Linked DNA regions of Mus musculus: region 2 is linked to region 1. A link is a loop called in an ENCODE intact Hi-C map of the cell type or tissue named here. Cell type or tissue: heart. All regions are shown on one strand. Each heading gives the region's core, and the rest is flanking DNA. Links, peaks and the distances in the headings are about the cores only.

Evidence for each region. Hi-C counts contacts between places; a loop is a spot of excess contacts. Peaks named below come from ENCODE experiments on the same cell type or tissue, not always from the same donor. Only the 100,000 strongest peaks of a DNase experiment are listed, where the experiment ranks them.
Region 2: a loop joins it to region 1, with 5 times the contacts of the local background. A loop is called at or near these places in 2 of 42 quality-filtered maps.

What each region holds. Positions count from the first base shown.
Region 1 is chr16:93,574,129-93,579,885 of GRCm38, reverse strand. No RefSeq gene overlaps it. Among named protein-coding and RNA genes, the nearest start is that of Setd4, 27 kb to the left of the region's middle. In heart, for the core only: no CTCF peak of the experiment used is centred there; a DNase peak (open chromatin) is centred at 2,995; H3K27ac peaks cover 367 bases; H3K27me3 peaks cover 1,126 bases.
Region 2 is chr16:92,854,853-92,860,609 of GRCm38, reverse strand. No RefSeq gene overlaps it. Among named protein-coding and RNA genes, the nearest start is that of Runx1, 32 kb to the right of the region's middle. In heart, for the core only: no CTCF peak of the experiment used is centred there; no DNase peak of the experiment used is centred there; H3K27me3 peaks cover 2,056 bases.

The DNA of each region.
Region 1 (5,757 bases), core at 672-4,671:
ATGTGTATGTTTGGGTGTGCATGTGTGTGTGTGCATGCCTGTGTGTGCATGTGCATGCCTGTGTGTGTGTGTGCATGCCTGTGTGTGTGTGCATGCCTGCAAGTGTGCATGTGTATATGTGTATGCCTGTGTGTGTACATGCCTGTGTGTGCATGTGCATGCCTGTGTGTGTGTGTGTGTGCATGCCTGCAAGTGTGCATGTGTATGTGTGTGTGTGCATGCCTGTGTGTGTACATGCCTGTGTGTGTGTGCATGTGCATGCCTGTGTGTGTACATGCCTGCAAGTGTGCATGCCTGTGTGTGTACATGCCTGTGTGTGTGCGCATGTGCATGCCTGCAAGTGTGCATGTGTATGTGTGTGTGCATGCCTGTGTGTACATGCCTCTGTGTGTGTGTTCATGCCTATGTCTGAATGTTCCATGTGTGCTTATGGTGTTCAGAGGATAGATAACTCATGGGAATTGGGTCTGTCCTTCCACCGTGTGATCCCAGGATCTCAGGATGGCAGGTGTGGTGGCAGGTGCCCACCTCCAGTGAGCCATCTCATCAGCTCAATTCTTTTTCTCTTTTTAAGAATGTATTCACCTGTGGTATGTGCATGACATTGATAAGCAAGTCACCTAGCTGTGTTTCCATAAAACTGTTTTCAAGGCCACGTTTGCCTCTGTGCTATCTGAGGATTTCTTCTCCTGCTACCTTAGTAAAAATTTTTCCTTCATTCAAAATGAAAGCCCTTGAACTTCAAGACTTTCACAGACACCACGTGGTTCTACTTGTTTTATTTTTACTTGTATTGTTATTTTTAACCCCTGATTGAGGGTGGGGCCGCCTTGCTGACTGGGTCTATAAGTGTACTCTTGCTCAGGGTGGACAATCGCTTGTCTCATGATTAGAAAGAAACCCTTGCGCCACGGCTACTCCACTGCAGTTCCACAGACACAGTTACATACGTGATGCTTCGGGTCCACAAGCAGTCAGAGTTTATTTGAAGGACAGTTGTGTAGTTCTAGCTTGCAGACAGTTCTTGGCTCACGTAGACACAGGAATGAATGAGAAACCACAGGCTCCTGGCAGGAAGTCTGGAAGTCTGGCTTCTGACAGGGCCTACTGTGGCCTCCAGGTAAGGCCAGCTTTTCTAGGCTATTCCATCTTGATGTGTTCTTTAAAAACAACACAACCAACACAACAATGGTCAGAGCTGCCCCACCTTGGGAAGGCCCAGCCTTGGTACTGTCTCTTTGTTTTTGAGTACTGAGCACCCTGCTCCTGTACCCTTTACCTTGGACAGGACCCATGGTTCTGAGTCTGAAAGTGGCCAGACTCAGGCTAGAAGGTCTCAAGTTGGCCAGCAGCGATTCTGTCCTACATGGCAGGTTAATGTTTGGCCATTTTGTCCCAAGAGAGAAAGTAGAACAAGCGCACACTGGTTTCTGAGCTGGAAGCTGCACCTGGGACCTTTGTCAGGAATTCGACAAGTTGGATCACCCAGGAGCAAACTTGCTTTTATAGAACAAGAAAGTCAAGTGTGAACAGAAGGGAGCATGGCCCATAGGAGGGAAGAAGTGGCCCAGTGAGTGTGTTTGTGTCTCCTCATGTGGCCAGGTGTGTGTCTGTGTGTTTGTGTATTGTATGGGGGGGGGCACGTGTGTACCCAGGAGTGCAGAGATCAGAGGAGCTGCCAGGTGATCTCTGCCTATGCTGACTTGGAAGACAAGCGATGTGGGATTCTGAAGGAGGAGGCCTGGACGCTACCGAGTCATTTCCTGAACTCTTGACAAAGACATTCAGCACACTTGACTTCGGGTCAGTGGCGATTTGCCTTGAGAGTGACTTGAAGCAAGTCTTCATGGATTCAGCATATGAGGATCGGGGCTAAATGGGACCTTGGGATTATCTTTTAGAGCCCCCATTTTGTGGTGGAAGCCCCAAGAGTTTGAGAAACACTCTGAGGAGAAGCCACAGGACCAGAATCCATGTCCCTGCCCATTTTGATGGGTTTTCCCCTTCCTGCATCCACCTCTCAGACTGCGTGGTCTAGATGCCCTTCTTCAGGGGTCCCTGAAACCATCTGGAGCCAGGAAACTGGATCAGGGCTGTGGGAGGAGAAAGGGAAGTGGTACCCTACACCCAAGAAAAAAAGAAGACTGTCGGTATGTCTGTCTGTGTCCATCTTTCTCAGCTGTCACAGTATGAAATATTGAGTGCAGCTTCTTTTAGTGATAGAAGCCCAGACATTGAGACACAAGTGACCTGGTTCACATCATATGCTGAGATCAAAACAAGAAGTGTCTAGTGTGTGTTCTTTGTGTGTGTTTGTGATATAATGGGACACACAGAGCCTACCCCGTAATTACTGGGACAGTAAACAATTTCAGTCCACCTCTGGGAGACTCTCAACTACTTTAAGATCAAAAGGTGTTCAGAATGTGGCTGCAGACTCAAGCCAACCCTAAAGGGGAGGGGGAGTGTTCTGACTGCAGAGGTCTCTTTGGAGTCTCTGAAACCGGTTTTGTTATTTTGCCTCCCAGGTCTTGTCTGTACATTGGATCCCCACTGCCATCCCGTAAGATGATGTGCACCCCTGAAGAGGTTCTCACTTGGAGTGTGCCATGGTGTGGGGGCCATTAAAGATCCCAGTGTTCAGCTGTCTGCAGTTTCTCTCTGAGACTCTGGGATACAGGAGCAAGCTGCTACAACTTTCCCAGCTGGAACATTCCTGTTTCAAAGACCTTCAGCTATGAAGGGAGACGAGAGAGTGGTTACTGTTACACAATCTCTTAACTGGTAGCGTTTGGTGCTAAGTAAAGAGGCAGCCAATGCTTTATTTATTGTTTAGTTCAAAATCAGAGTTAAATATAGGTATCCAGTGTACGACAAATAATATACTTGATATTTTCTCAGGAGGCTCCCTTAAACACAGACACAACTTCACGGACTTTGCAGTCTTGAGTCATTACACATTCGTCCACCAGGTGGCGCCAGAGGACTGTTGCACTAAGGATGCCGAGTTGGGCTTTTAAAAGGGCTCCATCAATTCAAGTCACCAAAGGTGTCCCTCCTAGTGCTCCCCATATTAGCAGGAGCCAAATAAGGCAAAACAACTCCCTGTTTTGCTTTTGGGACAAAAAAGTCAGACGGTTACTTTCCTTTTGGGAAGCAGTAACTGTTCAACCAGCGAGCACTGAGCAGATGAAGGGATATGAAGCAGGGACGAGGCTTGGCCAGTGTGTATGAGGGGTGAGTTCAGGGCGGAGGAGGGGCCAACTGTGTTGCGCTACAGATGAGCCCTAAGTAAATGAATAATGTCTTCAGCACTGCAGAGAAAGACCAGGCAGACGCCAACTTCCGTCTTAATTGAGAATTTAGACACTACCCGAAGGACAGGCAAACACAAGAGCTGCCTTTAAGGAGCTGACTGGACCACCCACGCAAAGTCCTCAGGGCCTCAGAGTGCCTCATCTGGTAGATGTTTCTAGAAGGGTGCGTTTTGTGGAGTGCTGGGAAGAATCTTTTTCTGCGGACAGATCGCTCAGCATGAGAGGGGTGCGCTAGATCTGGGGGCAGAGCTTCGAGGCACTCTTGGCTCTTTTGTCCACAGGCAGCTGACAGACTGCAGATCACTGCGGACTGACTTAGTCCTACCACCCACCAACTTGACACTGGTGGTCTCAGGAAAAAAACAAAAAACAAAAACAAAAAAACCAAGCAAACCCCATGGCCGGCCAAGTTTCCTTCTGTAGTGACCTGTTTCTGCATCTGAGATTCAATCAGCCTTGCGTTGAAAATTGTTTTGGTTTGCTTTCTGTTGCTGCGATAGAAACACTATCCAAAAGCAACTTGTACCTCATCCACTGTCAGGTCACTGCCCATCCCAGAGGGACATCAGGGCTGAACTGCTTGCTATTCACAAAGCCTTGCTTCCAAACTGGAAACGCACTGACACCCAAGGACACACAGCAGGACACAGGGAGGCAAGCTGTTTGCTGGCTTATGCTCTGCTAACTTCCCTGTACACACAGAACTACCTGCCTGGGGACAGTACAGCTCACGGTGGCCCGGACCTTTCTACACCAATTAATAACCCTGACAGTCTGCACAGGTCAGTCTGATCTAGGCAGTGCCTCAATCCCTGCTTTCCTCTCAGATGACTGTAAACTGTGTCAAGTCAGCAGTGAATGGTAACTAAGTCAACAGCACACCTATTGGTGCAATGTTTACGTTGGACTAAGCTTTAAATAGTAAAGATTTAAAGCACACATATGTGTGGGCGATTTGCAAATTGTTTGCCATTTTGTGAGAGGGCCTTGGTATCCACAAGGGAATCCAAGGATGCTAGATACCTGTCTTCTGGGTTGGTCTGTGTGACCATCAGTAATCCATTCATACTGTGGCACCCCTAAAGGGGGTAGCTCTGCTTAGAGGACTCCGGGTGGTGACAGTTTTTGTCTCTTCACTGGGGAGCATAACTGATCTCAAATATCAAATATGGCTTCTGGACCACCAACCACCCTACCGTATGGGAAGTTGGGCTGCAGCTTCACGGACTGCCCAACACAACACTTGGAGTTTTACCTCCATTTGCTCACGGGGAAGGCCATTCTTTGCCCAAATCCCCTGACTGGGAGGAGACAACACAGGCTTCTTGTTCATCCAGCCTTTCCCTGGCTGCTCTCTGATGCCCCTCAGCGACTGTGGTCAAGTCTTTGAGAGTGAGAGGCAGGGACGGTGGTGAGAACATCGGGTGTGGGGCTGGCTTTGTCTTTGTTCTGTCTGTCTGTAGGTACCGGGGCTTCTGGGAAGGAGTGAGCAGGGGAGGGAGGGCCAGACGAACTCACCCTGAACACTGTTGGGCCTTTTCTTTCTCTGGGCTTTGGTTCATTCTTCAAGTCCTGACATGCCCATGGCTTGTGTACAGTGGCAAGGGGAGCTGGCAGCAGCTGCAGGCGTGCTGGCTGGCCAACCTCATGGTATTGTTTTTGACTATTATCTCATGTGCAGAATGACAGCGACCAGGGCTTGGTGGCCCTCTTTGTTTATGTACATCTTTTTGCTTTGGGAAAGGGGAAGAAAGAACTGGCTCCCTTTAAGAGACATGAACACCGACAAACAAAAGTCAGCTAAGAAGCCCAGATCACACGGGGCCTGTCCTGGGCAGGAAGTGGGGCCTCAGCGTGAGCGTGTACGTTACAGTAAGTTCTCAGCAGACTGAAAACCCTTTCATCACGTTCTGCCCCCCCCACCCCCACACACGATTTGACTTCATCAGCGACATCACTCAAGCACAAATGGTATTCGTCAGGGGTAATCGGCCAACCCCGGAGGCTGTGTTCAAGGTTGCTCGGATGGGACATCTCAAAGCAGTTGTCCGAGTTGAAAGAAAACATTACATTTGATCTCCCTTGAATATGATTTCTGCAGACACTGTGTGCTTCTGCCTTCTTTAGCCCTCTCACCCGTCTCTACCTGGGGGGGTGGGGGGGGGGTGGGGCTGCAGGAAATAGCAGTTCGCAGTTAATTTTACAGTATGTCTGCAGAAACCAGGGCAATGAACAGCCATCCGAGACGTGACCAAGGTTTATTTTCATTAGCCGGCTAATGAACCCGAACAGGTGTGCAGGTTGTTAAATGTTGAGTGACGATCTCTCGCTTCACACATGTCTATGAGGATATTTGTTCTCTTGGATGAGATGGGTATAAGGACTGTGGCAGCCATTCATGAGATGGGGTAATGCCTGCACACGGTCTCCTCTGTACGCT
Region 2 (5,757 bases), core at 660-4,659, 720 kb after region 1:
GTTGGTGTCCTTATCCCTCCACTGGGATTCCTGCCTGGCTACAGGAGGTGGCCACTTCAGACTCCATATCCCCCACTGTTAGGAGTCTCAGCTAGAGTCACCCTCATAGACTCCCTGGATCCTCCCCCTCCCAGGGCTCTGGTACATCCTTAAGATGCCCCCAATCCCTGCACACCGATTTCTATTCACTCTCCCAGCCCTCTCTTCCCAGCTCTCCCTACACTTGATCCACCCCTTCCCCTCCCCATCCACTCTCCCATCCAGTTCCCTCCCTCCACCTCTGATGATTGTTTTATTTCTCCTTCTAGGTGATGTTTAAGCTTCCTCTCTTGAGTCCTCCTTGTTACTTAGCTTGTTTGAGTCTGTAGATTGTATCATGTTTATCCTGTACTTTATAACTAATATTCACTTATCAGTGGGTACATTTCATGCATGTCCTTTGGGGTCTGGTTTCCCTCACTCAGGATGATATTTTTCAGTTCCATTCATTTGCCTGCAAATTTCATGATGTCCTTGTTTTTAATAGTTGAGTAGTATTCCATTGTGTAGATGTACCACATTCTCTTCATCCATTCTTCAGTTGTTTCCGGTTTCTTGTTATTACAAATAAGGCTGATGTGAACCTAGTGGAACATGTGTCCTTGTGGTATGGTATAGGATCTTTTGGATATATGCCCAGGAATGGTATAGCTGGGTCTTAAGGTAGAACTATTTTCAATTTTCTGAGAAACCACCAAACTGATTTCCAGAGTGGTTACACTCCCACCAGCAATTCAGGAGAGGCCCCCTTGCTCCACATCCTTGCCAGCATTTGCTGTCCCTTGAGTTTTTTTCTTTTTTATCTTAGCCATTCTGATGGATATAAGGTGGAATTTCTGAGTCATTTTGATTTGCATTTGCCTGATAACTAAAGATGTTGAACATTTCTTTAAGTGCTTTTTGGCCATTAGAGATTCCTGTGTTGAAAATTCTCTGTTTGGGTCTGTACCCCATTTTTAAATTGGATTATTTGGTTTGTTTATGTCTAACTTCTTGAGGTCTTTGTATATTTTTGATATTAGCCCTCTGTCGGATGTAAGACTAACAGTAGTTTACTAAATACTTAAGGTGCTTTCTGTCCCTGTTAATATTTTTCTGCCTGGTCCACAGAAGTGAGGATATGATCTAAATTATCCTCTGGAAGTTTTGAATTTTAACCTTTACCTTCCATAGTTAAAGCTATTAGACAGTCATAGCTAATTTGTGTGTATGGTGTGCGGTGGGACTGAACACACTGTTATGTGTGCATCCTTAATGAGTGTTTGACAGCCCACCCTTTGTCCCCTGGATGCAGCCTTCACTCTCCAATCCCCGTGTCCTTATTTCTCTTTTCCTAAAAGAGGCTGTGCTGACTTGTACTGTGGGCCTTTGTATTGCTTCCACATAACCTGCTGTTTTATAATAAACGTTGAAATCTTACTGTGTAGCTCATCCAACTTCATTCTTCCCGTGGGTTCACCAGGCTCTCATGTTCATATCAATGCGTGATTTCCACGCACAAACATGAATCCGTGGGCTTCGGATCTCAGAACCAACTGACAATGGCATGAAGAGGGTTGTGAACAACTGTTCGGGTGCTCAGGCGTTACGATAGTCTCGATGTTCAGAGGCTGAGGCAAGAGTTCAAAGCCAGCCTGGACTACATAGTGACTTTATGCTTATCCGGGCTAGACAATAAGAATTTCTGTAAAAATAGATGGTGGTGGTGGTGGTGGTGGTGGTGGTGGTGGTGGTGGTGGTGGTGGTGGTGGTGGTGGTGATTTTTATAACTACTCCAAATCTCCAAAACAATACGTGAATTTTCTGAACTGAACAGTGGGAAGTTGCGCAGGCACACATGGCTTCAGGCTGCTACCGTTCCCCAAGGCTTTATTCTCTCTCCTCCTCTGAATGAGATGCATTTTGAGTCTCTGTGTGATTATCCTTAGGCCTATGATTGTATCTATGCAGAACAAGTATAGGCTTCCCTTTCCTGTCTTCTCAGCAGCACAGCATAACAACAATTTGCTTGGCACTGACATGACAGCTGTTACAAGCAGCCTAAAGATGACTTAAATGGTATGGGGGATGTGCAGGGACCGTGGAGCTACTATACTGTTCTACAGAGTGACGGACACACATCGTGGACTTGGGTGTCTATAGGAGATCCCAGAAGCAGCTGCTGGCTTGTTAACGACACTCCTCTAGCTGGCAGGCCTTAAACTAACCTATCTTCTCATCCAGTGAGTATCATGAGTGTATAGGAACTCTGCATCTACCTTATAGATTTTAAGCAGCTGGTTTCTCTGTCTTATCTGCCTCTAGATGAGACCTGTAGGACAAACACAGATTGGAAAGCTAGTCTCCGTTTCTGAGCTTTCTTTCCTCTTCATGCCTCCATAGACCCGAGCATCTATCGCTGTGTCCCCAGGCCAGCATAGTATTCTAGGCTCTTCATTACAACTGCCCTTCCATTCACAAGACATCAGACCCTAAACAGAGCTCAGTTTGGTGGTTTGCACACGGGTTGTGTGCATGTGAGGTGTGCACGGGCTCACACGCATGTGCACACATGCTCATCATTAAACTGTCTGGCTCCTCTCCATCTTGACGGCACGATTGGATCACCTCATGCTCCTAGCTGAAAGACCCAAGCCTCCTGTGAGTGTAGAAACCAAAAAATAGAGGACTTGGTGATCTTTCTGTTACCTCTCCGCTCCTCTTGCAGGACAGTCTGGAAGGAAGGGGCAGAGGAAGTCTTAGAGTAACGGCGTTCCCAGGCGAGTCCCATGACCCTGATAGCTCATGCATAGCCATTGTTTGTTTCCAAACTCCACACACTCGACGGTGCCATGTGTGATGTCCTTAGCACTTGCTCCGACCACTCTGGTTACTCTCTTTCCACCCTGGCTTTCTGTACTGGGAGCTACTCCCCAGCTGTAGCCAATGTATGGTATGTTTGTAAAGGGCCTCACTTTCCGTTGGCGTGTGTCCTGATCCACCTGAAATATCCAGAGTCCCCTCTTAGTCTGTCACAGTAACTATTAATGTGCTGGACAGCTCTGGTATCAAAGTAGAAAGGATGGCAACATGAAGAAAATACTGCAAGCCATGAGGAAGACACATCAAGGGCAAGAAATGGGTCTAGCTTTAACCCGCCAAAACTGTCCTATCATTTGTTACCACATCATAACACAGCTTCTGCTGACTGGAGCCCTAAGGGAAGTAAGAACACTCAGGCCTTTCCCATTTCCTGGCTATTGTGAGAAAAACAGCAATGTCCATCAATGAGCAGGTGTCTCTATAATAGGACACAGAGCCCTTTGGGTATATGCCCAAGAGTGGTAGAGCTGGACCATACAGTAGACTTACTTTTAGCTTTTTGAGGAACCTCCACACCAATTTCCGTAGGAATCCCATTTCACTGATAAAATCAAATAATCTTCTTACAAACATGAACAATGGCCTCACTCGGTTTTATTGCCCCTTTGCTAACTACTTAACACAGAGGATGTCTGGGCACTTTCAAGATGTCTTGTCCAGCAAACAAATAAATTCCTGTGCATCAGTCTGTGTATAGGAGATAAGGCTGCAGGCTGTGGTCTCACGAACAACTCTGGACACCAACCACCTGCCTAACACCAAGTGTGTGACCCTGAGAGAGGGTCTGGAACTCAGCAAGCAGCTGTTTCCTTAGCAATAAAATGGGAAAACAGTACCCGCTTGCAGAAGTTGTTGTGAGGGTAAATTGGGATGGTATTTATGCTGTGGTTTTCATAATTTTGATCCACAATGTTCCTCAAAATGGCCATTGAACAAATTAATTTACTGCTATACATGAAAAGATAGAGGGAAGAAAGCAAACTACAGGAAGCCATGTGGGGGTCAAGTAGGGGGTTTTCAGGAGTTGTCCATACAGTCCCTTCAGATCACACCCAAATCATAGTCCAGGAGGGCGGAGGACAAAACAGGGGCATTTAAAAAGTTAAAATTACTGAATCTGCTAATCCATTTAAGGAATTATGAAGTTAAAATGAGTGTTTACTAACTAATGTGTGTCATAGTAAATACATTAAAATGACTGCCTGCAGGAATATTTCTACATAGTAGATATATGTGAGGCACATTAGAAATTTGAGTTGGATGGATAGATAACGGTAGACAAATTGATATAAGTAGATGACTGATAATAGCTAGCTACATAGATAATTGATAATAGAGATAATAAATAGATTGATAATAGTAATTAATTAGATGATAGATTAGATAGATAGATAGATAGATAGATAGATAGATAGATAGATAGATAGATAGATAGATAGGTAATAAATCATTTGATAGATTGATAGACAGAAGATAGAGGAAAGATAGATTAGATATGTTAGATGATAACTAGATTAGATAGATAACAGATGGATGGATGGATAGATAGATAGATAGATAGATAGATAGATAGATAGATAAACAGACAATAAGAGTCTTATTCAAAGAGCACATCTCTCTTAAATCAAGTCATCTGTGACATACACAGCTTCTAAGAAGGCAGTGAGTATCCAAGGAGATAGAAAAGATTGTGCAAGCCATTCATAGATGCCAGCAATGATACAGAACTTCTGAAGATTCGTCCAGAAGTTCCAGAGCTGCAGCAAACACTTTAACATTAACAAAGGTTTTCCAGAAAAGCAACTTTTGAGATCCAGAAAAAGATTGGCAAAATAGGAAAGTAAACCTGGCAATGGTGTTACACGCCTTTAATCCCAGCACTCGGGAGGCAAAGGCAGGTGGATTTCTGAGTTCGAGGCCAGCCTGGTCTACAGAGTAAGTTCCAGGACAGCCAGGGCTACCCTGTCTCGAAAAACCAAAAATAAATAGATAAATAAATAAACAAATAGACAAATAAACAAAGAAAAGTAGTGGGGCTGTTAACTGGCCTCCATATTGCTGACTAATTTCTGGAGGCCACAGTGAAGGTAATTCAACACTGCTTTAGCCTCATGTGCACAAAACTGCTTTGGTCAAAGCAGTCACAGGCCAACATAGACTCCAGCAGAGAGGGCACAGGCCAGACTCTAGGTAGAAGGACTATCAAAGAACCTGTCTCCATCTTTGTTTCTTGTCAACAAGCAGATGGAAAGACAACTGGCTACTACAAGTAGTGACTACTACAAGTGGTGGCTACTGCAAGCCGTTCCCCAGAGGGCTGCGGTCCACTCCTTCGAGCTGGGTAACAAATGTCCCATGTGTTAGAGTTGTTTTTACTTCTCAGGCTGGAGAGATCCCTCGATAAGTTGAGCACTTGCTCTTCAAGCTGCAGGACCTGCATTGGATGCTCATAACCTGTGGACGAAGTGAAGAACGTGGTGGCATGAACTGGTAACCCCCCACACCAGGGACGGAGAGTCAGGTGAATCTTGGAGGCTCGATTGCCAGCAAGGCTAAGCTACTTGAGTTCAAGAAATGTGAAATCCTGTCTCAAAAAGAATGAGGCGGCCATGCTCATCCTCTCTCCAATCCTCTGACCTCCCACATACACAGACAGCCATGCACTCCCACAGAAAACCACGTTTAAACTCTTCCCCTCTGGCCACCCTTCAGGGCTTTATGCCCTTTCTTCTTGTCATTTTCTCTGTGAACTATCCTCTCTTCCTGTCCGTGCCTTCCCCCTGCCTTGCCTCTATTCCTTTCCCTGCCGTGGAGCACTTGAGAGTAATATGAACAGGAGACCGACCGCTACTTGGG